2 separate regions of the Mus musculus genome follow, and region 2 is linked to region 1. Evidence: chromatin loops called from intact Hi-C (ENCODE). Cell type or tissue: left cerebral cortex. All regions are shown on one strand.

Region 1 (8,000 bases):
TTCTAACCTCTAACCTCTATTGTAAGGACCTTCCAAGCTATTGACTTGTGTCCGTTTCCATTGACACACCTCGCATCCAAGGCCTAGCTTGTCACAGACTAGGAAGGTCACCTTCTATGCTTTCTCCCTGCTTCTGCTCTTATCTTCTTGAAATCAGTCCAGAAACAACAAGCAGTCTGATTAAATAAAAATTAAAGCATGTCACTCCTCTTCCCAAGCTCCTACAGTGATGGATAACAGGCTTCTTCTTTGTCCAAACCCCGGGCTGCTCTGTGCTTCCACACTGAGTACATCTTGACTTTGCCCCACTACTCTGACCTTGTACTGACAACTCTAGTTTCACCCAGTAAAAAAAAAGTCTCCTTTAAAAAAAATAAAAACCTTAATGTATTTAATGTATTTAAGTTGACATATTAATAATAACTTCAAGTATATTTTCTAAAATTGTCCTGAAGTTCAAAATAGAGTTTCTCAAGCTCACTGACAATCAAAAAAAGTTACAGTTGACCATTGGGAAACCAAACCAATTGGCTTAAACTGGTACCAAACCATCTCAACGTGGAAGTTAGGAGTTTTCACATGATGCCTCAGCTGTCTCTCATTTTGTTACTTTTTAGGTAAATTGTTAAAGGCATCATCCACAGCTTCCCATACAGAATTAACTGAAGTTAATCTGACATTTGCTCTAGATCTTCCCTTCAATCAGAGACAGACTATTACAGCTGAAGCTCCAGTCTTGGGGTCCTTTCCCTTGTATCCCTTTTACTTCCTCGACGTAAGACTCTCAACTTTTCATATGTGAAGGTATTGCTTCTTCCATATATTGTTATCTAAACACTTGACCTTTTTATTAGTAAACACTGTAACAAGCAGCTGAGAAAGAATCCTCTTACACTTAGATTTCAATCTCAGAGCAATTTTCAATCCACTGTCTGCCTGTCTTGGTGTTTGTTCTGTTGCTGTGATAATAAACTCTAACAAAAGTAATTGAGGGAAGAAGTGGTTTATTCTAGCTCTCATGACCATGTTAAAGTCTAAATTCGTTACTTTTCCACTGCTGTGATAAAACACTCTGACCTGAAGCAACTTAAAGAAGGAATGGTTTGTTTGGGCCATGATTCCCCAGGGGATCAAGTCCATCATAGAAAGGATAGCATGGAATGGGGGCAAGATCTGGAAGCTGACTGATGACACTTTTTTTTTTAATCTGTACATAGGAAGCAGAGAGAGAGGAAACAGAAACCGGAGCAAAGCTATATAATCCTCCAAACCCACCTCCAGTGACATACTTTCTCCAGCAAGCCGGTATCTCTTAAAGTTTCTATGAGCTCTCCAAACAACAACAACAACGAGGGACAAATGTTCAAATATATGAGCCTAGCTGAGGCATTTTTCATTCAATCTACTACACCATTCATCACTAGGAAAATACTGGCAATCAGGAGCCTGGCATAGATGGCTATAATGCATCCATACAGAGTCAAGAAGCAGATAGAAATAGTTAATGCACGCATGCCTATACTCAGCTAAATTTCTCTGTTCTTATCCAGTTCAATATCCCCTGCTTAGGGAGTGGTGCCACTCACATGAGCTGGTATTCCCAGCTCAATATAATATAACCATGATAATATATATAGATAATATATAGATAGATAATATCAAGATTAATATAATCAAGATACACCCCCATATGATAACATGACCTAGACAGTCCCTTATGGAGACACTCTTTCCAGGTGATTTGAGATTTTGTCAAGTTGCCAATTAAAACGAGCGACCACCTTCCCCAATTATTGGCTCTATCCTACATGACGCACAGAAACATAAATCACTAATCCTGCTTTCCTCTATTGTAGAAATTTAAATGTTATCTGTCTTACTATTTTTTAACAAGTGTCAGAATAAATTTTACACTTCATATTATGCTTTTTATAAATACCTGAATTTATTAGCCCAAATTACACTCACCTTGTTCTCCCTTTCTCCCATAAGTGCAACCACACTGTTCATCCTCTGGGTTGCTTTCATTCCTTGGATTCTTCTAACCTTTTTACCTTTGTGTGTTTGTGCCTTTGTGCTAGCTCTTCCCATGGCCGGGACCTTCTCTCTTATGGCTTTCACTGGATTGATGGTCTCCTTCCTCCTGTTGGTTAGGGATCACCTTAAGTTACATGGATGAAAAGTTGTTCTCTGATCTCCACCCCTTCTTCTGCTATTCTAGCTTACCCTTTCTAGCCTGGTGATGAGATACCATGACTTCATTGATAAACAAAAGGCTTATTGTGTTTCCCAGTTTCAGGATGTGAGTCTATGGCCTTCATGATGGGGGGAGCATGGCAGCCGGCAGGAACAACACTGGAACTGAGAGTTTATATCTTTATCTGCAAGTAGGAGGCAAAGACATAAATAAGAATGGGGTGGGCTTTCAAAACCCTAAATCCTATTCCCAATGACACATCTCCAAGAAGGTCACATGAACAAATCCTTCCCAAACAGTTTTACCAACTGGGGACCAAGCAATCAAATATATGGGCTAATAGGGGATGACATTCACAGTCAAGTCATTACACATTCCATTACTGTATTGTGTACACCCAAATCAGGACCACCTAAGCCTCTATATCAAATCCTACTTGGCTTGGTTTTGTAAACAAAGTTTTATGATAATTCAGTCACTCCTATTTACTCTACAGTTGCCTTCCTGATCTATCTGTGAGATGAGCCATAGTATCAGAGACCTTGAAGTCTCCAAAATCAAAAATATTTCTTCTCTGGCCCTTCACGGAAGCACAGCATCTGTATCACTAGACATTGTTCTGGCCCCCTTTTGCTAGGAATTAAGCTCCATAGAAACAGAAGCTGTCTCTTATTCTCTTAGTTCATCTGTGCTGCTCTAACCAACTACTATAGACTACAGGAAATATGTGGAAGAGATCTTTATTCCTCACAGTTCTGAAGACTAGAAGTACAAAGTCAAGTCCCTGACATTTGCTGAGAATTGCCCAAAATATACAAGATAGCCTCCTCCAGGGGGAGTGAACCAGTATCCTCCTTGACAGGAGGCAGAATAAAAGACTCCTGTTAAAGTTTTTTATAAAGAAACAGCATTAGTATATTCATGAAGGCAGATCCATAGAATGTTCCACCCTCCAATACTATTATTACATTAAGGACTGTTTCTAATACATGAATTGGGGCAGGTGAGACCATAGAACTCTGTTGATGTTTGTTTATTTATTTATCTGGTTGGTTGGTTTTGAGGGTTTTGCTTTTGCTTTTGGTTTTATTTTTTGAGACAGGGTTTCCTCTGTGTAGCTGTGGATGTCCTGGAATTCTCTCTCTGTAGACCAGGCCGGCCTCAAACTCAGAGTCTCATCTGTCTCTGTCTCCTGAGTGCTGGGATTAAAGACATGCACCACTACCACTTGGCTCCTATAAGATCATTCCTAAAAGAGCCTGGTACAACAGATATGCCCCTTCAAATATTCATACCAGGAGAATATAAAGTACTTTGAGGAAACCCTCTTTTAGACCTTTGATTATGTTTCACTGTGGGGAAGTCACAGCAGCCGGACATTGACATAGTTGATCATATTGCATACATACATACTCAAGAAGCAGAAAGTAATTAATGCATTCATGCATATCTGCACTCAACTTACTCTCTCACCCTCATACAAAATGTCTAAGGAATGGGGCCATCCATAATAAGCAAGACTTCCCATCTCAATTGACATAAAAAGACAATTCCTCATAGACATGCCCAAAGACTAGGATAATCTGGATTGTAGACAAAGTGACTATAGTCCATTGCAACTCCCAGACAGGAGTCTTTATCACTCCTTGACATGTGCCTCTGTCGTGTGACTGCAGCTCCTCCCACAAAAGACAGCAAAGCCTCTTCACCAACCCTTTACTTGATTTAGCTACAAGACAACCTCTGACAAATAGATAAAATATAAGCAAGTATGTGCCTGCTTCTTGTCTAAGGTCACGAGTTTCCATCATAACCACACAGGGCACATCAGAGAAGCCCTCTGTTTCTGGATAATAAAAGACTCCTGGAGCAGAACCAACCACATCAGCCAATCCCAGTGCATTCAGCTGACTCATGGCTAACACATAGATGAGGGAGCTAAATAAATGTTTCTTGTTGAATGCCACTGAGTTTTAAGTTGGTATATTATGGCTCAGTTGTAGCAGTTGGATACATGAGGTGTTGAACTTGGACAGCTGACACACATCTGTCTAAGAATAAACTCCATCCTCTCATAAATGGAGATGATAGTAATTACTGCTCTCAATGCTGCATCACAGCAGGTGTGAAAGCCACTTTGGAGAATGATGGCACACCAAGCATACACACACACACACACACACACACACACACACACACACACGCACACGTGAGCTGCAGCTTGTTATTCATTAGAGGATGCCACCAGTGCTTCTGTGGGAGAGAGTGAAATTGATTCTCATCAGAGAATGGGCTGGGGGGCTGGGCAGGCCCATCCATCAGTGGCTGAGACAGTTAATGAATTTGTGGCTTTGCCCTAAGCCACAGCCTGTCTGAGGTCACTCATTCCATAGAAAGTGAGTGAGATAGGTCTCAGGAACTAGCCCAGGACAATTCACAGCGAGAAATAGTGAAATGAACAGCATGGATTGGGAATAAAGACCACAGCATGGCAAGGCAGGGGCTTTTCAGAGACACTGACTTGCTTGCCATTGCATCACTTAGCTGAACTAAGTAAGAGGTGAATGAGAGAGGCTTCAGCATTTGATAAATTAATCAGCGAGGGCTGCGGCAAACTGCCCACTTAAATTGATAATTAGACGTTCTGAAAAGGCAAGGAGAAGGCTTTCATACGTGTTGACTCTGCAGCTTTTTACTCTCTCTTTTTTTTTAATCCTAGGAGTATTTTCTTTATTTGATAAAAGAAGACTGTTCAGATGTCAGAAAGTGGAGAAGATAACATCTTCACGGGGGAATCAGAGGCAGTTGTTGCCAGCTGGGGCACTGGATAGAAATATAAGACAGGAGTGTTTGTTCCAGAGATCCAAAGATCAACAAACTAACACGCATGTGTGCCACAGTCCCAGAGCATTGGGAGACTTTAGCCCAGAATATCATCTGAAAGGATAATTTCCAATTAGCCATCTTGACCAATTGAGATTTGGACCTTTGGAAGGCAGCTGATGGCTAGAGAGGGCTGCTTGACAGCAAGGCTTTTATTAGAATTTGTGATTCCATGGCAGACTTTCCTGTCCTCTCACCCTCCTGCCAGTGCTGCTCTGAAGAGCTTTCCGGTACCTTTTGTAGTTCCCTGAGGAACCTTAATGGAATAGTTAATATTATCAACTTAATAGGATTTAGAATTGCCTAAAAGACAAACCGATGGGTGTGTCTATGAAAGAGTTTCTAGATTAGGTTAGCTGGGATAAGAAGACAAATCCTAACTACAGGAAGTGAGCTATTCTATACGCTGGGTTCTAGACTAATAAATTTATTTTTATTTTTTTATTTTTTTATTTTTAGAAAGGAGAAGGTAGCTGGGTCATGGTACTGCACACCTTTAATCCCAGCACTCAGAAGGTAGAGGCAGACAAATGTCACAGTTCAAGACTAGCCTGGTCTACAGAATGAGTTCCAGGTTAGCCAGGGCTATACAGAGAAACCCTGTCTTGAAAAAAACAAAAATTCAAAACCAAAACAAAGAAAAAAAGAGAGAGAAGGTAGACTAAGTACTAGCACTCCTCTGTGGAGGTGGACTAAGTACCAGCATTCCTCTGTTTCTGCTTCCTGACTGAGGGTACAATGTGACAGATGCCTCCCACTCCTGCCTCTGTAACTTCTACTCCATGGAGGACTCTATTCCCTTAAACTGTAAGGCAAAATAAACCCCACTTCTTGTCAGGCATTTTGGTCACAACAGTAAGAAAGGCAAGTAATATAGTTCTAGGCCCTCCACAAAGAAAAGGCAGTTTTCCTTTTACATGTAAGGGGGTTAAAAAGAGAAAGCCATGGCCTACTAGGCAAACTGCAGCCTGGAAATCTTTGCTGGTCCCTTGGTCCTATCTAGAGCCAGACTGAAGCCACCACTTAGCATGGCCCCTGGCAGTGTTACAGGACAGCCCGAGTCAAGGAGAAGTGCAGCTTTCCTGCTTTCAACTGAGCTCCCAGGCCAGCCATTAAATATGGCAGGCTTAGCATTTCTCACTTCAAACAAGGCTGGAAGGTCCCCCGAGTCTCTGCCCACCCCCTCCTGCCCCCCTTCACTCTCTCTGTTCAGCTGCTGAATGAGACAAGGTCAGCAATTTCTAGCCTTTTGACAGAGCCTTATTTACCTGGCAGAAAATTTAAATGGAATTAGGAGAAGCAGGGGGGCAGCAATGTCATGCAGACAGGTGGAGAGGGCTTGCTTAGTTTTGGCTCATGATTCAGAAGAGACTGCACATCATGATGGTTAGGGAATGGCAGGCAGCTAGAGTATCTTGGATATCCTGCAAACGTGGTAAATCTCTCCAGCCAGAGCAGGAAGCAGAGAGCTTGGGGAGGAGGAACCAGAAAGCACTTTCAAGCCCTATCCTCAGTGACCTAAGTCTTCTAGCTAGATGCTATCTCTGAAAGGTTTCACAGCTTCTCATATCAGCACCACCATCTGGGGACCAAGCAAAGCACATGAGTCTGTAAAGCAAGTGGGCCATTTTAAACTCAAACCATAATGGACAGGAAAATGCCAAAAACATCCTTATAAACACTGGGAACTGTTTTTAGTGTTTATTTTTAACAACAAAATGGGAGAAAACCCTGGCTGGAGAGAAGGCTTAATAGGTAAAGTGTTTGTCATGTAAAATGGAGGACCTGTGTTCAGTCCCCAGCAACCATGTAAAAAGAAACAGTTGATTCCTACCTACTGTCATAGGACTGTAATTCCAGTGCCATGGGAAAAAGGCAGATCTCTGAAGATTCCTAAAGCCCATTGGTCAGGAATATAACTGAATCTGCAAACACCAAGGTCAGTAAGATACCCTGTCTAGAGAGCAAGCTGGAGAAAAATTGGAAATAATAACTCAACATTGACTTTTGGCCCCCGTGTTCATAGACCAACACAGAGATACACCATATCACACCATAACATTCCACAACCACACCACATACACAAAAGGAGAGACTTCCAGAGCAATACAATGTGTTATGTAGTATAATGACAAAATTTATTTTAAAGTATAAAATTGAGGAATACATTTAATCCAGTGGCCTGGTGATGAAGTTTTTAAAGTTCATTAAGGAAGTCTGCTTTTGTTAATGTTATCAAGCTATCTTCGAAAATATTCATAAGCAACCTGTGGAGAAGCCTAATTGGAGGTTTTTCATGAAAATGAAGCCTAAACTAGAAGTTCCCATCTGGGACCTTGGGTTTGCCCCTCACCCTGGCCTTCCAACTCAAAGAAAGCCTCCTTCATCACACACACACACACACACACACACACACACACACACACACACACACACACCACTCCGTCTGTGGCTTATGCTTTACCCAGCTCCATGCCTGTCTTAGGAGCCCATCGTTGCTTTAATATTAAACACAGCAAGCCCAGATACAAGTTGTTCCCCTTTCACAAAATCAAATTAAACTTTCATGAAGGCTCATGAGTTCCTCTGTGTGGTTTTCCCTTCAGCTTCCCCACAAGCCAATAAAGTCTCAATTAGATTAACCCCTTCCTCGCTCTGGGTGGGCATACTCATCTGAGAGGTGGGGGATGCCAGTAAACATGGCCCCTGTCAGCTCTCAGCAAACAACTAGCTGGAGGAAATATTTGCAAATCTAGTGTTCATTGCCTCCTCTGGGAGCATCTTCCTTAACAATCTCCCTGGTGCTAAGAGCCCTAACTCCTTTCAATTGCCTTCCTCTGACCAAACCGACCTCCTTTCTCACAGAACTGTCTTTGGGGAACAAATTAGGTTGTTAGAGATTCTAAACATATGCTCTAAA
Region 2 (8,000 bases), 140 kb before region 1:
TACATGAAATCGCATCTACCTTCCAGTAGCACTCGTAGAAGTGATATTGTGCCTAACAGCATTGGGTGTGCTGGCCAACTCAGTCAGTACTGGACAACTACGAATACTTTACTATTACAGTGAATATAAGGCTTTAGAATAAGCTGGACTTGGGTTCAAATCTTTATTGTTTTTATTAATGTTGTTTCAAGATGTGCAATGCATTCAGGTCTGTTAAACTTCAGTTTTCCTGTCCTGACATGGAAGTAAATATTTCTTTCTCTAGTTGCTTTTGTGTTAACTGGTCTCAGAAAATGATCAGTATTCAGTGTTTTTTTTTTATTTATTTTTTTTTTGCATTATTCTGATGAGAAGCCAAGCCAAGTGCTCTGCTGTCTTACGGGCATATGTCTTATGAGCACCTGAACCACAATCATTCACTTACATAAGACAGCCTTGCTTTAGCCAGACATAATTTATCCGGAACCGTGTCTTTAAAAGCTTCTTCTCTGTTTATTTGTATTTTAGAAGATTGCATGATAAAGTATAGTGGGGAGCTTAGACCAGAAAATAAAAAGATGTTTCCCAAAAGAGAAGCAACATTTTATGTGTTTAGAAACTCATTCAGGACAAGTCACCGACAACACTGTGGTGGGATAAACCATGAGACCCCTTTCCTTTCAGCCTGTATATTTTGAAGCTTTCTGACTTTGTCCCCTAAGAAATGAAGCTATTTTCGGATAGGAATGACGTACCAAAAGATATCTTACCACACACATGAACTCTATGAGGCTCAGAGAAGAAAGCTTTCAGCAGCAGGGGTAGATAATAAGCAGCACCAGAGTAAGAAGCATTGGTATATGTGCACAAGAGCATCTATACACAGGAACTGCATTCAGGCTAAGCTATGTAATCAGATTCAGACTCTGGCCTTAATAAGCCCTGGTACTTAAATGTAGTTACAGGGTAGACTCTGACAGGAGAGACTGCCCGCATGACCAAGGTCTATCTTTCAGCACAAAGGAAAGCTCCCAATGGACCACAGAATGTGGTTCTATTACAGTAATGGAGAGTGTTTAGGAGGCAACAAAGAAGACAGTAACTCTCTTCAGTGATTGATGGGGAGGGAGAGATATTTTCTTTAGTAGTGTAGCCATGGTAATGTACGTGTGCTTCTTTTTTAAAATTATTAGATGTTTTCTTTATTTACATTTACCTGTGCTTTTTACATGAACATGGATACGGATTGTTTCCAGGATAGCATGTTAGCCTATGTCCAATCCAATTTGAAATTCTGATCTTTTAAAAAAATATCCTCTTGTTTCTCAATGTTGCTATTTCCTTCCAATAGTTTAATATATATATATATATATACTCTTTAATCACATTCATATACTTGTAAAAAATACATACCATTTTGAATACATGAATTTTAAAAATATAAATAATATTGTCCTGAAATCCATGTTCTCTTTTTATTTTACTCTTTTTCTATTCCAGTTTTCAGCAACCATACTATTTTAAGCTTATTAAGTTCAATGCCTTTTCCCATTGCATATAATTTAAAAGTGTGTAAGTACTGTATTATATGAATCCATTTCCTTAGTAATAGGCATTTGGTTTGGCTTCAGCTTCCCATTAGCACAAAATTGCTGATCGGTCATGTGGAAAAGGCATGTTGAATTTTGATAAATATTTCAATAGTTTTAAATCATGATTAAATTTTAAAAACAAAAATCTGTTTCTTTCTACCAGCAACAACCAAACCTCAAATTCAATATATGCATGAAATGGGGAAGGCTTATGGGTTGAGTCCAGTGGGAAATCCTGTTTAGTGGGGGAACCTTAACTCATCTATTGTTATAACCCTCATCTTCACAGCTGATACCTTTTGCTGAACTTGGCTGTAGAACTAATCTCTGGAGGAATATCCAGTTCCAACCAGTCCTCTTCTGAGGAGAGCTGTTCTTCTCCATTTATGACAGACATTGTGTGTTCCATTGCCTCAGAGCTTCAAATACTGGAAAAGCTAAGCAAGTCCTTACTCCTTTATCCTATAAACATTTATTCAATAACTAGCACATGTCAGACACTTCTCCAGTGCTGGGGATGCCAGATGAATAGGCACGGTACTTCCTGGTATAATCTGACATATGTGTAAACAAAAAGCTACAAGAGTAGACATGTTGACAGACAGAGTGGTACACGATGAATCACAAAAGAGGCATCAGTTAGGAAGGGAAGTACAAGCACCCTTTTCTCCCCATGAGATTCAGACCTTTTGGGAGAGCACATCTATGTTTTTCTTGTCCATCATTGTACCTGATACAGATGTTGATACACAGTATAGTATATGTTATCCCTAATGGATACATGAAATGAACTCTTGAAGACAATGATGTATTTACACATCAGGAGGCCATTTCAACCTAAAAAATGGGAATCTGAGGGGGGTGGGGCTTCCAGATTTCCTGAGGTTTAAAGCTGGGAAGACTGCAAAGGAACATAACATGTGCTATTTTAAGGTGGGCAGATTTTAACCTTTGGACAATAGTGCCTATGAAAACAAAATTTAACCCAGGAAGGGAAATGATCAAATCTGCATTTTAGAAGTAAGCATGGAGAAGGAATGATGTGTCTATAGGAGGAAACGCAACAAAATGATGTAGGAAGACAACTTATGGTGTCTTGTAATTGTGGCATCATCAAAAAAAAGTTAGAAACGGTGTGAATCATTGGCTAGACTTTGAGTGTAAGTAGCCAGGGGTCTCTTGGTTCTTGAACACAGTAGAAGGTGTCTACTTGTGACTGTGAACAGAACAATGGGGCAAAGATAAAGCTTGTCTTCTCATGGAAGTTCTTACCTAGTCCAGCTTTGTCACTAAATAGCAGATGTCAACGAAGGCCTGTGACAGAAACACCAGGAGCTTAAGTCCAATGACCAGATATCCAGTGGAGGTTCTCTATAAGTCATCTTCCAGTAGGAGGCAGGAGATGGGGACACTGTCCTGAAGGAGTGAGAGAAAGGGAAGTGAGGCTCTGTCTCCATTTTCACAGTAACAAACAGCACATTTCATTCAGAAGTTAATGAGTCCACCACGCCAAGAGCATGTGTTTACAAAAGAGCTAGCAAAATCTGGAGCTTTGCGACTTCACAGGGCGGGTCCTAAGGATCTTCCTTAAAAGCAGGCAAAGGCACTTGGGCTCTGTTCTAGAGGCAGGAGCTGCCATGGGATGAAGAGAGAAGTCATGTGACCAGATTTGCTTCCTGTGAAAAGATACTTTTGTTACTGTATTCATAGGAGCTGATAATCAATTTTCCATGGAGAAAAGGAGATGAAAATTAAACATGAGGACTGTTTTGAGCAGAAGTAACTGGAGGATGGCTCCAGTGTCCTCCTTTAAAGAGGCATAGAGAAGATGTCAAAGTCTATTGAGCCATGTCCCCCTTCCTTTTTTCCTCCTCCTTCCTTCCCTGCCTCCCTCCCTCCCTCCCTCCCTCCCTCCCTCCCTCCCTCCCTCCCCTCTCTCTCTCTTTCTCTCTCTGTGTCATGAGAGAGAGAGAGAGAGAGAGAGAGAGTGTGTGTGTGTGTGTGTGTGTGTGTAATGAGTGTCACAATATCTAGTTGAAGTAATTTTGAATGTAAGATGGCCTGAATCAGGAACTGTGAGCTCTTGGGATAATGTCATAGCTGGACCAATGAAAATGGATAGAACCAGCTAATCTAAATGAACCAATAATTTAGGAAAGATGGGCTGGTTTTACCGCTAAGCCCAGAGAGGATTCTAGTCTTCTTGGCCTTGAGCTTGCTCTCAGTTGCATGTTCTGGTCCTTTCTTATGGAGAATGGTAATTTTCCTTTCCTAAATATTGGTGCCAATATGGGGGAAGGAAGAGATGTGTGAACAGAGGATGTAACTTGGTGGGAAATTTGTATTTTTTCACAATGTTCTAGGAGACGAGATAGAGAGATTACATCATTTTCTAAGACATAACAGTAATTCCTGCCAGATCCAAGCCTGTAAGCAAGCCCAGATGCTCCAGTGGAGTACTGTCCAGATCAGTGCTTTCTGCCATGCCCCCTTCCATTGATTTAGGGTTGATGGTGGGAAATGCAGGGGGAAATGGTTCAAAGGATACTCATAGGTAAATAGCATGACTAAGGTTCTGGGAAGAAAGTGCTAGAGAAAGTTTGCATCTTGGCTCTACTTCTTGCTTTTTTAGTATGACTCAGTTTTGATGAGAAATAAAGCGTTTTGGCTGATCCTCAAGAACAGAGCCTGTTGTTGATATGGATTAGGGACTACATGCTCTTCTTTGCTCCAAAGCCCCGCTGTCCTCTCTTCCAGCATCCTTATGTGCTGCTCAGGAAGGAACAGCAAACCCAGCATGGGTGTGTCCGCTCTGTCCTGTGTCTGCAACAGCAGAGCCACCTGCAGGGGGCCAGATCTGCCAGCCTGTCACCAGGAAGAGAAAACCTCTTCACAAAGAGTGAATGTGTACGTCTTTCTACTCAGAAGTTCTTGCTTCATTAACTGAGCTTTTGGGGGGTTTATGATGAATGTGGCCACACCTGAAGTCAGAGGTGTGGTTTCTTATTCTCCAAATTGTGTCACAGTTGAATATCTGCTCACAACAGCATACAGAGGCCAGAATCAAGAAGAAATTTCACGTTGTAACTTTCATGCTTAGATTTTGAAAATTCTGTTACCCCCCCCCTCACAAATTCCATTGCAACAGGCATCAGATGTGGCTTGGCATCAAGGTTTTATGACTCTTCAAACCCTGGTTAAAAAGGTGTTTCTCAAACTTTAATTTGCACTGGAGTCAGCTGGGCAGCATATAAAAATAATGCTTCCAATTTGGTGGGCCTAGGGCTAGCCTGGGATTATTAATTTTTACAAGCTTCTGTATGATGCTGATGTGGCTGATCTGAAGACATGCCAAGCAGTGAGACTCTAGACTACTGCCAAATCTTTGCCTGCTCAGAGAATGAGTTCAAGTCTCAGTTACAAAGCCCCTTGGTCCTCAAAGACCTTATTGACATCTTACAGCATTCTCCTGACCTCTACAAAAAGGTCCCTACCCTTTTCCTGCCACTCTCAGGCTCTTGAAGTCTCTATGTGTTTCCTCTTTCTTTGGAAGCCCTTGTGGTGTGCACAGAATAATTTGGGGAAGAAAGGAGTCTGGCTTAGCTGTTCCACTTCTGCTTTATATTTCTTCATTGTTATTATGGATATTTTACTGTACCTGTCTTTCTTCAATAGAGTATAAACTCCAAAAGAAAAGGCTTTAAATAAGTGTGTGTGTGTGTGTGTGTGTGTGTGTGTGTGTGTGTGTGAATGTGTGTGTATAGTAACTTGGTATACAACAGATGATTAAATATTTGTTGAATGAATATAAGAACAAGTGTTAGATAAGGCACTACACTCATATGTGGCAATGTCCAATCACAGATGGCAAGGTACTTGTCATTCATTGGGATGGACAGATGGGCAGTGGGATGGAAGGAGGAATTCAATTGGAAGACAGAGTACAACAGAAATAGGAGACAAATTAGAATGAAACATTCTAGGCAACTCAGTAGAGTCAATACTAGCTACCTCTTAACAGAGTATGATAGAAGCTCACTGCTGTCCCATTCATTTAGCGTATCCTCTTTTCTATTATCAGACCTTTTCTCCTCCTTTCTCCTTCTCCTCTCTATACTTCCCATTCATCATCCTTTTCCTGTCATTGTCACCAGTACCACCACCATAACCCTCATCACCACTGCCACCACCACTACCACCACCATCATCATCACCATCACTACCACCATCATCATCTGAAGTGCTGGAGTTCACACCCAGGGCCTCATAAGTACTAGATAAGTGCTCCATCACTGCCAGCATTCATTGGCAGTTCTTCATTGAAATTGATGGAGCTTTCTAGAGACCATCACTGCCTTGTCTGTGGACACCAGCTACAGACTACCTGAATATTTGGCACTATTGACCATATCTAACTATCCATTGTAATGGTATTATTTAATTACACTGAGCATTAGCTACTTAGGAAATGAATTTGTGAACGTCCCTTTAATTTTAGTCATTTTTTTTCCAATCTTGAAGTTGCCAACAACTGTTTTGAACTGTTTCCTCTAGAAAGAACAAGCAGTTTGGCTCAGCATTATCTGATTCAAGCACTGTGATTAATCTTCTATCAGTTTGCGGATATGTGCAGATATCTGAGAGCTACAAATTATCCAAAAAATATCTCAGTTTGTTCTCTCAGTCAAGTAGAAAATTACAAGAACAAAGCCTTATAAATTGTTTTGACCTTTGATCTATGATGTCTGGGGAGATTTTCCATATGTCTAATGTCTATGTTATATACATATATACATACATACATACATACATACATACATGCACACACATAATATATATATTATACATATACATTCCTTGCTACTAGGAGTATTCGGAGATGCCATAGTAGCTGTGAAGGGCATCCAACCAACCACCTGAGTTATTCCTGTTGATTTCTACCACAAACAGTGAATTTCCTGGACAGTGGGTGAAAATAGGGTTATCGTAGGCAGATAGTGAACTCATGTACTAGCACAACATTCACAAATATGTGAATCTCAAGTGTCCTAGGAAAAGTGAGAGCCAGACTCAGAGATATTAATTTTCACTGATGTTTTATTATTCCGCAGTTGTGAATGCAAGATGATGAAATGGAAGAGAAAGAACAAGAAAGCAGAAAGTGTCTAAGCAAGGAAGAGCTAACCATGTTACCATTAATGGCTACAGCATCTTAGGGAGCTTCATGGAGGCTCTGCAGGTTGCTTAGAAGGGGGTCTAATCCACATGTGAGCTACTGTGGAATGATGGGATGTTTCAGGACACCCTACTGTGTAGCAGAATTTTGCAGAGAAATGATTGCAAAATCAGTTTTGTCTGTTTCTTTACTTCAAACTAAGTAAAAAAATCACTATCTTTACAATTTCCTCTTGATCCTCTGGCATCTTTACTACATACTCAAAATGCTAAGTCCTACTGTTTAGTGACATTTCTTTAATTTTAGGAAAGATGTCAGGAACCAGAACTTGATGGGTGCAGCTAATCAACCTGGCTCCGTGTTAATGGTCAATACAGGGATACAGATCACCTTCTTAGTTATTTGTCAACCGTGAAAGCCACAGTCATCTGAAAGGTATCCAAAGACAGTAGAAATAGCCCATGATATCATATGTAGTCGATATTCTGTATGGTAGGGAGCTTGGGTCATCTCAGCCCAACCCATTCATTTCACTAATAGGAAAACACCTGAGCCTTATAAATGTCATACCTGGCATAGAGAAGGGAGGATTAGTGCTTGTGAGTTTCTCAGCTTCTGCTCCAGTGACATGGTGGATGGTATCTATATATTTCAACAATATAGATATCTGTATTTCTTGGTAAAATGACTGGATGGTCAAGATCCTCTGCCTGGATAGGTGGTCCTGCATCAAGATTAAATTCTGACAGTTCACTTACTTCATTTACAGTTTTAGTCAATCAATTTGAGCCCAGATTTTCTCACCAATTAAGCAGGTATAAAAATAGTGCAAATTGTCTGGTTTTATTAAGAGACCTCTAAAACATTGATGCAGTATCGGATACACAGATATATAAAAGAACCTAAAGATAATTGTAGTTAGTAGTGGTTTAATACTTTTTCTCTAATTCAGTATAAATGCTCATTTCATTGCCCCTGTAATAATCTCAGTATCATATATCTACATTCTTATGCTCACTACATCCATTCACCTCTCCATCTATTTACCCTCCACCTATCAGTCTAGCCATCCATTTATCTACCCATTCATCCACATGTATATTTTTGTAAATAGTCAGTAGTCACACAAATATTTTTATTAAGCAGGAAAATATGCTAGAGTTTTTATTCATTTGTTACAGACAAACAGCAAATATATTATTAAAAATCCCTTTCATTGATGAGTGAAAAGTCTAAGTGTCAAGCTTATTCGG

The links. Peaks named below come from ENCODE experiments on the same cell type or tissue, not always from the same donor. Only the 100,000 strongest peaks of a DNase experiment are listed, where the experiment ranks them.
Region 2: a loop joins it to region 1, with 2.7 times the contacts of the local background. A loop is called at or near these places in 3 of 42 quality-filtered maps.

The regions. Positions count from the first base shown.
Region 1 is chr15:68,646,718-68,654,717 of GRCm38, reverse strand. No RefSeq gene overlaps it. Among named protein-coding and RNA genes, the nearest start is that of Gm25987, 21 kb to the left of the region's middle. In left cerebral cortex, no CTCF peak of the experiment used is centred here; a DNase peak (open chromatin) is centred at 4,094.
Region 2 is chr15:68,791,712-68,799,711 of GRCm38, reverse strand. No RefSeq gene overlaps it. Among named protein-coding and RNA genes, the nearest start is that of Gm49415, 40 kb to the right of the region's middle. In left cerebral cortex, a CTCF peak has its summit at 4,404; DNase peaks (open chromatin) are centred at 3,962 and 4,279; H3K27ac peaks cover 1,834 bases.